Regions from separate parts of the Homo sapiens genome. Here region 1 is linked to region 2. The links are chromatin loops, found by intact Hi-C in ENCODE. Cell type or tissue: Caco-2. All regions are shown on one strand. Links, peaks and the distances in the headings refer to the core of each region. The heading gives the core; the rest is flanking DNA.

Region 1 (6,732 bases), core at 803-5,802, 190 kb before region 2:
GGCAGATTGAATAGTGAGCAGTGGCTGTAGTGAGATGGACCTGGTAAATGAAAGTTCATCTTGCCAAACCCATGAATAATCTTTATGTCAGCCACCATAATCATGATGCACCATTACTGCTTAGAAGATAGAGGGGTGCATCCAAGGAGGTATGGAGGTGGCTCAAGTAGCTTAGAGTGGCCTCAGCCAAGACTGCAAGTATATGGCTACCTCAGTTCCACAACTTTAAGAAGTTAGACCTTCCCGTAACCCAAATGAGCTTGAAAACAGGTTCTCTCTGAGTCCTCAGTTAGTCAGCAGCCTGGTTGATACCTTAACTTTGATTTTGTGAGATCCTAAGCAGAGAAACCAATCCAGGCTGCATAGATTTCTGATCTACAGAACTGCTTATATATTTGTGTTGTTTTAAGCTGCTAAATTGGGGATAATTTGTTTTGTAGCATTAACAAACTAATACATGTTGTGCCTGAATATTCTGAAGTAACAAATGAAAATCAGGCATGATATTTTTTATTTTCTAGTCAACTGGTCACAGGGAACTCCACACGAGACCACACGTGCAGGATCAGAGAAGTTTCTCCTTTTCTGGGCCCCAATCCATGCTAGCAGGGTTTCAGTCACTTGGCAATGGGTCATGGTACTGCACAACATTGAGGTATACGCGAAAACAAGCATCTATTACACAATTCGTTTTTGCGTTCCTTATTTAGTGGTAAGAAAGGCAAGATGTAGGAACTTGCTGTTCACCTTATAAGCACCATCTTGACATGCCAGACTACTAGATTGTTAAACGTTTCACTCAGTTAGAAGGCCCCTGATTTTGTGTGGGAATTATTTATCACAGAATGTCTTGCAAGTGTGTTGCTAATGCGACTGGATTAGTTGCTACCTCCCGCTCAGTCAGCATAGTGTTATCAGTGCAAGGATGCTGTCACATCTGGTATAAGGGAACGGTGGTCAAGGACCCTTAAGGACTCATTTAGGATGTAAGCTTAGAGAGTTGATATAAGCTTGAAATAGGAGGTCATAGTACATTGCTGACCTTTCCAGCCGAACCCAAACTTGTTTGTGATAATGACTGAAAGAGAAAAAAACATTCACCTAATTGATATTATGTATCAGGTTCCCAGGGATGTCACAGTTACGAAAGCAACAAAACCACCTGGAGCACAGCAGCTGCAGTACCTCCCAGGTCCAAGCGATTCTCCTGCCTCAACCTCCTGAGCAGCTGGGACTGTAGTTGTGCACCATCACACCTTGCTAATTGTTTGTATATTTTAGTAGAGACAGGGATTCACCATGTTGGCCAGGCTGGTCTTGAACTCCTGACCTCAAGTGACCCACCTGCCTTGGTTTCCCAAAGTGCTGGGATTATAGGCGTGAGCCACCGTGCCTGGCCACAAATCCATATATTTCTGCACAGGACAAATAGTTCAGTTGAAAGGGATGGCTGAAGAATCACTAGCCTATGTCCTTCAAATGCTTGGTGTTACCACCAGTTACTGCAGTCCCTCCAGGAAAGTAGTATTGCTTGTGGATTATGATTTTTATAATTAGGGCAGTTCTAGTGGCTTCAGCTTGGCCTCTCCATCCATAGCATCCCTCACTCCACAGGTCAGGGAACCAATGTGGGGATTCTGCCAGTTACCGTGTACGTCCCCAACTATGCATTCTGAAACTGGGAAACAACCAGAAGGTGGATTCATGGACCAACTTAGTCCACTGTACATTGGACCTGATGTAAAACCACATGAATTTCCTGATGAAAAACCACATGATTAACAGAAACAACTCTTATTAGAGTAGCATAGGGACATTTTAGGTATCCTGGAATTAGTACCAGTTCAAAGCCTTTATCAAGTAATCCCTGAGAATTCTGATTACTTTTCCACCATGCACTGCCACAGTAAGAATTGGGCGCAGATCTGTTGAGGAAGGTCGGGACAACGATTAACAGCATAGTTATTAGGCAGTGCAGCATGATCTTTCCTCAAGGGCAAGCCTGCAGTAATGTATGACTAAAGAAGACAGCCACCACAAACTCCTCACAGATTTCTGGGCTCCGCATACAAAGTAATTTCTTGCAGCCTTGGTGAAAGTCACGTCCTCTGGACCTACCAGCATGGCTGAGCAGTTCTTCCATGATAAATTCACTCCAACATTCCAGTGTCCTTAAGCCTTTGGACTATATCAAGGAAGTCCTTGAATTTCTCCTTAATTAAGGATAGTCAACATTTGCTTCCTTATTTTAGTCAACCAACCAAGCAAACTGCTAGAGCCATCCTTACCCTCTCAAAGAAAAACACTGAATCCAGAACCTTGGCTTAATGACTCTATATTGATAAATCTGGTGTGTATCAAATTTATTTTTTCTCTACCTTCATACCCCACCCTCAAGAAACATTTCCACACAAAGTCCCTAGGTTTCTGCCTATTAGCGTTGGAAAAAAATATCAGTAGTTGTTATAGTACATTCTACCCCTACTAATGGGTCACATTATGTACCCTCTAGTTTGGGGCTGGTGGAAACTTGAGTCTTACAGGGTTTTAAATGAAGTAAAGGTGGTGGGTGCAGTTTCTCAGGAGGATCAACAGTGTCCTGCAAGGCCACTACCTCAGACCAGACTATTGCAGGTTCTTCAGGCAGAGGAGAAATAAACTCCTTGGGCGGGAGTGAAGGTGCTTTTTTTTACTTTTTTACACCTTTTTTTAGGTGTCTGAAAGACATATCTCACAGAATTTAGGGGTTCAAGGTACCCAGCTTCATCAAAGTCTGCATATATATCACATTAAAATGTTCAGGATCCCATTCATTCCCAGTCAGTGCTCTACATGAACAGAAGAGACCTTGAGAGATTAGGAATTGCATTCGTGTTGTAATTCAGCCAACTGCAAGATTCACCTTTGGATATGGTTTTCCCAAATATCAGGTATGTGGCTACGGGAGATAATGGGTTCTTTCATGGATGCTTTCTAGCTCTTTATGTGGATCTTGGTATGGATAAGGCTTTAAGGACCTGAGGTCATAATTTTCTTTTCCTATGTTCTCCAGCACATTTAGAGGCAACCAGTCATCTCCATTATACTCCTCATTTTCACTACATTGTTTTTTTTTCTACTTTATTTACTTATCCATTTATTTAAATTTTGAGAAAAGGTGTCTCTCTGTTGCCCAGGCTGGAGTGCAGTGGCATGATCCCGGCCCACTGCAACCTCCGCCTCTTGAGCTGTGGGCGGCAAGCCACCCAGGTGCCGAGGCAAGAGACCAAAGGCACAAGCTGTTTCAGTACAATAAAGGAAATATATACAATAAGAATATTCTAGAAATAGATTATAGATATGATTATATATGAATATTACTAATAATTAGTTTGTAGCATTACTCTTTATTACAATATTATAATAATCTTTGTTCTACAATGATAACCTAGGAAAAACCAGGCCATACAGAGATAGGAGCTGAAGGGACACGGTGAGAAGTGACCAGAAGACAAGAGTGTGAGCCCTCTGTTATGCCTGGATAGGGCCACTAGAGGGCTCCCTGGTCTAGCGGTAACCCAGTGCCTGGGCCTTACCCTGCTCCCTAACCTTGTATCCAATAAATAACAGCGCAGCCAGGTATTCGGGGCCACTGCTGGTCTCCGCGTCTAGGTGGTAGTGGTCCCCCGGGCCTAGCTGTCTTTTCTTTGTCTTGTGTCTTTGTTTCTACGATCTCTCGTCTCCGCAAACGAGGAGAAAAACCCACAGGCCCAGTAGGGCTGGACCCTACACTAAGCCCAAGCGACCTTCCCACCTCAGCCCCCAGAGTAGCTGGGACTATAGGCCTGCGCCACCATACTAGGCTTTTTTTGTAGTTTTAAAATTTTTATTTTATTTTACGTTCTGGGATACTTGTTTACGGAAATCACCTACTTGATCACCTAGACCCTGGCATTCTTACAGGTGCTTGAGTGCAAATAACTAAAAGTGATAATTTAAGAAAATCCCTTGCCACTTCTTGCTGTAGACTACCAGTGCTCTTTTACCATTAGAAACAGGGTCACGAAGGCCTTTAAATCAAATTAGATAAAAGAGAGAACTCCAGAAACCCAGAACAATTTCAGAGAATTTCTTCTTAAAATTCTGTTCTTCTGAAATCACACTTAATACCAAAATCTATATCAATCAAACTTCAACCAGGAAAGCAGAACCAATAGGCGATAATATCTGTGTGTACAGATTTTTCATAATGAAAGGGCCTTCTGCAATGGTAGGAGCTCATTAAGCAGTCTCTGTAAGATTGCTGTCTCCTCCTCCGGTGCTGGAGCAGGGCAGACATGCAGAAGAAAAGATTACATGCAGACTGCACCCAAAGACATGAGCTGGAAAGCCTTAGGAAGACTTACTAAAATCCGTGTCCCTCCTTTTTCTCTGACCTTGGAGGAGAGGGGACTCTGCAGAAGCTGAGCCTTTCAGGGCTGAACTAAATGCATAAGGTCCTTTACTCCTGTCTCAGGTTAGATGTCTCTTTCTCAGAGAGGCCTTCCTTGACTACCAAGTTCAAAGTACCATCCACTCTTGTACCATCTCTTCACCTGATTTCTGCTTTTGGTGAATAACATGTTCTGTAGTTGCTCTGGTTGTTTAGTGCATTTGCCCTCCACTGGAATGTAAGATCCACGAGAACAGTTTAGTTCACTGTTTTTTTCATGCCGATATTAGTGCCTGGCACTTAGAGGGTTTTTAGTCAATGTTGAATAAATGAATTAATTCTTTTACTGTTCGCAGTAATCCTAGGGAATAGCTGCTGTTATCATCCTCTGTTTACAGAAGAGGATATGGAAACACAGAGAGGTTAAGTAACTAGTGCCAGGTCATAGGCACATAAGTGCATACCTGTAGCAGCACCTCATCTCCAGCTCTGTCTTGAACCCAAAGCACTTTCCACTCATCCAGTGCAGCCTCATCATACTCTCCAGCTTTAGACTCCTCCTGACCCACAGCCTCCCATTGTGTTCTACTCATCACATGACCCTGACTCCAGAACTTTCTCTACTCACTTGTCGTCTCTTACATGGGCCTCTCAGGAGAGTGAGGGCTTAGCTCCCATCTTCTGCTTCTGCCTCTGCCTCAGCCTGTCAGCTCTGAGTACTCCTAGGAAGCTGTCTCCTGTCAGGGCCCAATTACCCTCACTCAGCTTATTGCTGGCCTTCCGGGCTAGTCTTCACTCTGTGTACCCCAGAACAGGTCACTGAAAATCAGCAAATGACCCACCTTGAACTTTGCTCTGCCCCAGAGCTGCAACATCTACTAGGTACTTGGCCATGTCCGCTTCCTGTATGCCGTACCAACCCAGGAAGGACATCGCATGAGCAATGAAAACATGCTGGGCATTGCCTATGACTTCTTACGTTCATGCTCACCTTCAATCCCCACACAACCTTTTGAGATAGGAGCTATGGTTTCTAAATAACACCTGAGGAGACTGAGCCTTGAGAGATTAAGTCACTTGCCCAAGGACAGACAACTAGCTGGTAGCTAAGCCCAGATTTAAACCCAGGTGTTTCTAACTCCACTGCCAATGCTCTAAGAATTCTACTGCAATGTGACTGTACTACACAAAAGGGCGACTAAATTCCTTAGTAAACTGAGATCCCCAAACTAAAATGTGCGAAGATTTTGCCTTGCCAAGTGGAGAAGCCCATGGCAAAAACCCCTTTCATCTTAAAATATGATGCAACTCTGTATCAGTTTCAAGAGCCCGTAATACAAGGCTAAGTGTCCCTTGGCAGACGCTTGATATTCCCGCAACATGGAGCTTGTATAAAAAGGGACGTCCTTTCTTTTGAAAACCTGCACCTAGAACAACAGTCTCTTTTCTGGGGGAGATACTCAGAAAATCAATTCACACTAGACAGTGGAGATTCTGCTTAAAGCTCATGCAGAGCATCTTAAATCGGGCTGCCTTCCTGCCTCCAAAGTGCATGTTTCCCTGTCCACAGGCTGTGCTCCATGGCGGACATCTCTGTACCTTTCCAGTTTCTCCTGGGGGTTAGGGGTCACCAGAGTCCGTCTCCCTGTAGGTGTCACGCAGCACTGATGAGCCCAGCCAGTATCATTCATCTTTGCCCTCATCGTTAGCCCACAAATTTTCTGACTATGCCCTGGCATGGTACAGACACTTGGAATGTTACATCTCTTTCACTCCTGCTGAGGATTCCAGGGAGTAGAAATTGCTCACCCCATTTTACTGGTGAGGAAGTTCAGGCCACAGAAGATGAGGGGACGACCCAAGTCCCACTGTCAGTAAATGGCAAATCCAAATCTTGACAGTTGAGGACAACCAGACGGGCCCAACGGAGCCAGCCAATGCTTTTAGGGGCCTTGGTGAGGGGGGAATGACAATAACTTGTGTTCTAATGTCCCTGCCCCTGCTGCCATGCCAAACACAACCTGATGATTCCCAAAAGAGCTTCTGCTTTAAAGTAGGTCTTCTCTGATGGTGGAAAAGCATGGTTTCCACAAGGTTTTGCTCACAGATGTGTAGGGGGGTCCATGAATATACTTGATATTCTGCTTAAACCTGACTTTCACAAGTGTGATATCCAATGTATGTAATGCATTAGTCTCAGAACCAGAATGAAGAAGTTTCTGAATAAGTTGTTACAGATCATCAAATTATGTATACAGAGATCTTTCCATTTGAGAAAGTTCCAAGTGCTCTGCAAGTCTTGTGAGGGAGATTAGTAAAAG
Region 2 (6,732 bases), core at 1,187-6,186:
AATCGCTTGAACCTGGGAGGCCGAATTTGCAGTGAGTGGAGATCATGCCATCGCACTCCATCCTGGGCAACAAAAGCAAAACTCCATCTGTAAAAAAAAAAAAAAAAAAAAAAAGAACAGAAATAGAAGTAAGTTGGTAGATATACACTATTAAATATGAGATTTACTATAAAGGTAGAGTAATTAAAACAGTGTGATATTGGAGCAATGACAGGCAAATACACAAATGGAAGAGGACACAGAGGCCAGAAACAATGTGGAAATACAAAATAGCTAGATTTACCACAGGAGAGCTCCTGGAAATCATTGTGGAAAGGACAGTGCTTTTAATAAATGCACTTGATAAATGTGATAAATGCAGGGAAAATACAAACCTTGAATCTTACCTCATCCCACTCCAAAAACTTTATTGAAGATGGATAGACAATCTAGTAAACACTTAAGATATTATCTTCACAACTATAGAATAGGCAAAGATGTTTTTAACGAGGATAAAAAAGCATTAACCATAAAGAATGAATTGTTTGCCGGGCGCGGTGGCTCACACCTGTAATCCCAGCACTTTGGGAGGCTGAGGTGGGCAGATCACCTGAGGTCAGGAGCTTGAGACCAGCCTGACCAACATGGAGAAACCCCGTCTCTACTAAAAATACAAAATTAGCTGGGCGTGGTGGTGGGTGCTTGTAATCCCAGCTCATCGGGAGGCTGGGGCATGAGAATCACTTGAACACGGGAGGCAGAGGTTGCAGTGAGCTGAGATCGTGCCATTGCACTCCAGCCTGGGCAACAAGAGCAAAACTCTGTCTCAAAAATAAATAAATAATAGAATGAATTGTTGAATTACACATAATTAAATGGAAAACTTCTATTCCTCAAAAGACACTATTAAGACAATGAAAAAACGAAGTATATTTGTAGATTATATATCATACAGTATATATGTATAGGTTATACATGTAAATATATATTAATCACACACACACACACACATATACATCTGTATATACATCTGACAACAACTGAGTGGAATCCAGAATATATCCAGAACTTCAAATCAATTTTCAAAAAGCAAACATCTCAATAAAATCTGGGGAGAAAAGCTGAATATGCACTTCATAAGAGTCATACTCAAATAGCTAATAAACACCTCAAATATACCTGGACTCTGACTGTACTCCATTCCATGAAAATTTATTTGAGATGAATGGGAGATCTAGAAGAATACTTAGAATATTATCATCATGGCATTGGGTGAGGCAAAGATGTTTCTTAAAATAATAAAAAGGAATAGCCATAAATAAGCACTGATGAATAAAATTAAGAGAATCTGTTCATCTAAAACACATTATTAAGATAGTGTAAAAGCAAAACAGATTTGTAGAAGATACTAAAATTGTATACATATTTGTCTATATGTACATATATGCCTGTGTATAACTGAAATCCAGAATATATGTAAACCACAAATCCATTTTTAAAATACAAACATCTCAATAAAATTTGGGGGAAAAGACCTGAAAAGGAACTTCCGAAAAGCTGTAGTTAAAGGACCAATAAACACATAAAAAGATACTCCAAAAAAAAAAATCAATAAATAGGTGGGCGCGGTGGCTCACGCCTGTGATCCCAGCACTTTGGGAGGCCAAGGGGGTGGATCACTTGAGCCCGGGAGTTGGAGAACAGCTTGGGCAACGTGGTGAAACCCCGTCTCTACCAAAAAATACAAAGATTAGCCGGGCTTGGTGGCCTGCGCTTGTAGTCCCAGCTACTTGGCAGACTGAGGGAAGAGAGTCAATTGAGCCCCGGGAGGTTGAGATTGCAGTGAGCCGAGATCATGCCACTGCACTCCAGCCTGGGCAACAGAGTGAGACCCTGTCTCAGAAGACAAACAAAAATCAATAAATAAAAACAATTTTAAAAAAAATAGTGCTCAATCTCATTAATCGGCAGAGAAATGCAAGTGTAGACATAAAGAGAGATCACTGCACACCCATCAGAGTGGCTGGAATGAAAGAGTAACTGTACAGCGATTGAGCGAAAGTGGCACAGCTGGAACCTTCGAGTATTTCTGGACCCCGGTTTCCACACAGACACCCAGGGCTATGGCCCAAAGGTCAGACAGAACCCCAAAGAAGAGCTCCTTCAGGACTGAGATCAACCAACCGAGGAAAAGCACTCCACCCTAGGGCGAGACAGAACTCCCAAGGTCAGGTGCCCTCCCTCATGGCTGACACAGAGCTCCCCGAGTCCCACCATAAGCTTAGAGAATCCAAAGAACAGCACTCCACCCTCCCGTGGCACCGAGAGAGAGAACCCACAGATAATATTATTTTAAAACCCAGCACCAAGAGAAAGCATCTGGTAAGCGTCCCCATCAGGGATAAACAGATCCAAAGAAAAGCGAACACATCCTAGTTGAGAACGAGCGACATCCAAGGACAAATGCGCCCCACGGCCGACATCAGCACCCAAGGAAGAGTCCCTCGCGGGCTGAGATAAAGCCCCCGATGGAGAGTAACCCCACAGGGCGACGATCATGCATCCAGAGAACAGTCACCCCCACCCCAGCTCCTGAGCACAGACAGAGTGCCCAAGGCAGAGTCCCCACTCAGGGCTGTGACTGAATGGGGAAGAAACATCCCCTAACCCGAGTCTGACAAAGGGAACCAAGGCAGGGTCCCCACCCCCGGGCTCAGGTCATTTCAGCAGGAAAAGTCCCTCACATCATCGAGAGGGAGCCCCCAAGAAAAGCCCCCTGGCCCCACAACATAGCCGAGACAAGGTGCCCAAGGAAAACGCTCTCCCACGGCTAACACAGGCACCCACGGTGGTGCCTCCAGAGCGGAACCACATCACGCAGGCTGCCGTATCACACATCCGACACCCGATGCAGTGCAGCCCAGAAAAGACACTTTCCAGGGCGAAATTAAAACATCCAGAGAAAAACCGCCCCACTCACAGTTCTGAAGTCCTGACCTTGCCGGAGGAGCGGCGGCGGCACCTCACAAAATGGCAGCGAAAATTGCACCACTGGCTGAACTTTCTAGAAACCTGCCCTCTGAGAGTTGTGGGAAATCTGCCCCCTAGGGCACCTGCGAATGATGTGCATGGGACGCATCTCACCAGAAGCACAAATCCCATACAGCCCAAGAGGGATGGAAGGGAAGCTGCCCACCACCACTTGTCCTGCCCCAGCCGAACACTGGGAACCTGTTGGGGTCGCCAGAGTCCCGAGGTGAAGCCCTCACGCTTTGTAGGACTTCGGGCGCAAGCCAGAAGAACCAGGAAGCACAGCCCTCCCATTCTCTGACTCTGGCGCCCTCTACAGTCGGCCTTCAGTAACAACTGCACAGCTAGGTAGGGAGAGGAACGCAGAACTTTCCCACACAGCGGGATGAAATCGCCTGGGTAACATAGCCAAACCATGGCTGTACAAAACAGCCAACCAACCAAAAAGAAAAACACAAAAATTAGCTGGGCGTGGTGGCGCGCACCTGTGGCCCCAACTACTCAGAAAGTTGACGTGGGAGGATCACTTGAACCTGGGAGGCAGAAGTTGCCATCAGCCGAGATCGTGCCACTGCACTCCACCTTGGGCAACAGAGCCAAACCCTGTCTCAAAAAGAATGGGGTGAATTTGTACCTGACCGCCAGTAAGTTCATGGATGGCACACTATATTAATGCACAAAAAAGAAGTATGTTATCATCGCATTTAAAGCATAAATCATGTTAAAAATGCAATAACCTATTCATGAGAAAAAATGTAAAAGCATTTAAGAAAGGTCTCTATCATTCAGTATGATACTAGCTGTGGGTCTATCAGAAATCCACTGCACACATTATTCCTAGGGGAGAAATATGAGATGCATTCCTTGTAAAACCAAAACAGGACAGAATTGCCCACTGCCATCACTTCTGTGCAACACAGCCCTACAGGAATTCCTAGCTTACACCTGAATATAGCGGGTGGGGTATTCACACAAAGCCAGCTATCAGACAGTTTAATTAAACACAAGCTCTGAGAATGGTGCTTCTCAGGGAGTTTTGGTGACATGCTTAATAGTGGTGATTAGGTGGTTCATGCCTATAGTTCCAGCTACTTGGGAGGCTGAGGCAGGAGGATTGCTTGAACCCAGGAGGTCGAGGCTGCAGTGAACCATAAGTGCTCCACTGCCATCCAGTATAGGAGATAGAGTGAGACCCTGTCTCAAACATAATAATAGTACTAGTATTAATAGTGGTGATTGTCTGGAAATAGAGATTTTAGGGGAGCTCCAACCAGTAGCTCCATGCAGTGGCTGATAATTTGCTGATATTCAGAGCTACCAGAGTTGTGAGGGTGTAAGTTTAAAGGCTAACATGGAGCAGAGGAGGGGAGTGGGGGAGTGGAACAGGTTAAATCACCACAAAGCTTATGGTTTGTAGTGTGATTTAGCCATTTTTCTTGAATAAATATTCTTCGGACTGTTGAATTCCCAGAATTCCAATAATTTCTATGTTGACAATATTTGCCACTTTTTAAAAATAAAAGCATGGATTTTCACTGGTCTTTCCTCCGTGATTCCAGTAGTCTTCTCCTATATGTTACATTTTAACTTAAATATAAATCCAACAAATGAGATTGGAATTTATATTCTCTTTCTTTTTTCCTGTATGAAAACTAATATAAGTGGTGCCTGCATATCATTCACCTCTATTGGTAAGCTAGCCCTGAGGTACTGCTTCTTCATTCAACTGGTTATAGTGTACTCCCCTTAGGGATATAGGTCCAGATTGAGAGAATATATTAGTTTTATTGCCGTGTAACAAACAACTCCAAATTAAATGGCTAAAAGCATCACCGAATTATTATTTATTATCTCACAGTTCTGCAGTTCAGAAATCTGGGAGGTCTTGACTTGGTTCCCTACTTGGAGTCTCAAAAGGCCAAAATCAAAATTGTATGCAAGCGGTGTTCTCATCTAAAAAGTTTGGGGTGGAATGCAATTCCAAATTCATCCGGATATATGGCAGAATCCAATTCCTTGCCATGCAGAACTGAAATCCTTGATTCTGGCTGGCTGTGAACTGGGACTCACTCTCAACTCATAAAGCGGCTTACCAGATCTTTTCACGAGGTCCCTTCCCTATCTTCAAGCCAGCATCAGCATGTCAAATTCTTCTCATTCTTCATAACTGTCTCATCCTCTTGTGGTACCAGCTGGAGAAAAGACTCTGCTTTTAAAGGCTCATGTGTGTGGGTTAGGCCCACCTGAGGAATTCCTCTATATTTAGGTTAACAGGTTAGTAACCTTACTTACATCTGCAAAATCGCTTTTGTCATGCTAGATAACTTAATCAGGGGGTGAAATTCATGGGGACCATTTTAGTATCCTGCCAATCGTAGATGGAGAAAGTTGTGTGGCAGGAATAGGATCCATGTGTATTTTGGCCACTTCATCATGGAACTTACTTTCGCCTTCAGGACATGCTTGATCTTGTACATACCACTTCCATTTAATAATGGTGTGCTTCTATGCATACCCATTGCTGTAACTTGGTGGGTCAGAAAGCACCTAGGATAAGACAGGCATGTCTAAGTAGCATTATAATTTGGCGTCCATGGTCAAGCATTGAATGTCACCCAAGGCTCAGTAATAAATCACATATTTTTCGAAAGAATCAGCATGATGTTTGTGTCTTCAAGAAATTCGTGTCAATTCAGAACTGGGGTCCTGTAGTCATTGAGAAATCTAATAATTTCTCTTCCGCATGTACTTTCACCTTAGTGAAGGGCTACAGGCCTTCTTTGAGTAAGAATGGGAGAAAGAGTGGTGGTATAAACTTTTTCATTTTAGAAAGGTCCCTCCTCAAGAGGCCTTGTCTTAATTCATGAGGTTTTAGGTCTATAAACTAGTCAAGTCTGCAAGTTGATTGAGGCACAACCTTTCAGTCATCATGGGGTTAAGGAGAGATATGTCTAAAATTCAGGAGAGCCTATAGAGCACCTCTTAGTACTCCTGTGTCCAGTGATGAAAGTCAATGAAAACTACAACAGCCTAATTCAATCAGGACTGCTTATGGCCGTGAACCTCAAGATTGGAGGTTTGAGTCACCCCACTCTGAAAAGGTCTGTCACCAGGGAAGGTGCTTGATGAGGATAAAGGGAGTATAAAATGGGTAGTGGGAAAAGTGACTACATGACCATAGGCAGATACAAACACTAACATAAGTCCTTGTTTCTGTGTTTGTTTCAGAATAAAGAGTATCACTTCCTTATTTTGATATGAATTCATTTGCATATATATTAATATTATATGTGTCACATATATGTTTTATAATATATATATAAACTAAATATTTTTGGTTTTGACCTCCTGACATCCCCTGATCTACCACAAGATGTGTTATTAAGTTAACTTTATTTTTCAGAATTTAAGATGCAGGATATTAAAGGCACAGTGTGAATTAGGTAGCAGCAGATTGAACAAGATTTAAGAAAAATGTGGGGCTTTAGTGCCCTCTTTTGGAGAAGAGTTTGTATTTTCAAGTGACAAGGGTATAACATGCAATTTGTCAGCTTGGCTAGGCCGAATTATATTAGCCACAGTTCTCTTTCTGGGAAGTATCTGGTGTTCCCCGTGGAGGTTCTTTGAAAAATTGTGCAGGGCAGTGGATAGGAGGCAGCAGCCATTTGTAGCTACACACGTTGTTGCTGCTCTCTGGATTCACCTTATTGGTATGAAGCTGCA

Evidence for each region. Peaks named below come from ENCODE experiments on the same cell type or tissue, not always from the same donor. Only the 100,000 strongest peaks of a DNase experiment are listed, where the experiment ranks them.
Region 1: a loop joins it to region 2, with 14 times the contacts of the local background. A loop is called at or near these places in 3 of 110 quality-filtered maps.

Annotation. Positions count from the first base shown.
Region 1 is chrX:135,928,882-135,935,613 of GRCh38, reverse strand. No RefSeq gene overlaps it. Among named protein-coding and RNA genes, the nearest start is that of SAGE1, 39 kb to the right of the region's middle. RefSeq lists a silencer at 3,060-3,296. In Caco-2, for the core only: a CTCF peak has its summit at 3,544 (motif pointing right); a DNase peak (open chromatin) is centred at 3,553.
Region 2 is chrX:135,737,351-135,744,082 of GRCh38, reverse strand. No RefSeq gene overlaps it. Among named protein-coding and RNA genes, the nearest start is that of CT45A1, 27 kb to the right of the region's middle. RefSeq lists an enhancer at 3,091-3,210. In Caco-2, for the core only: no CTCF peak of the experiment used is centred there; a DNase peak (open chromatin) is centred at 3,302.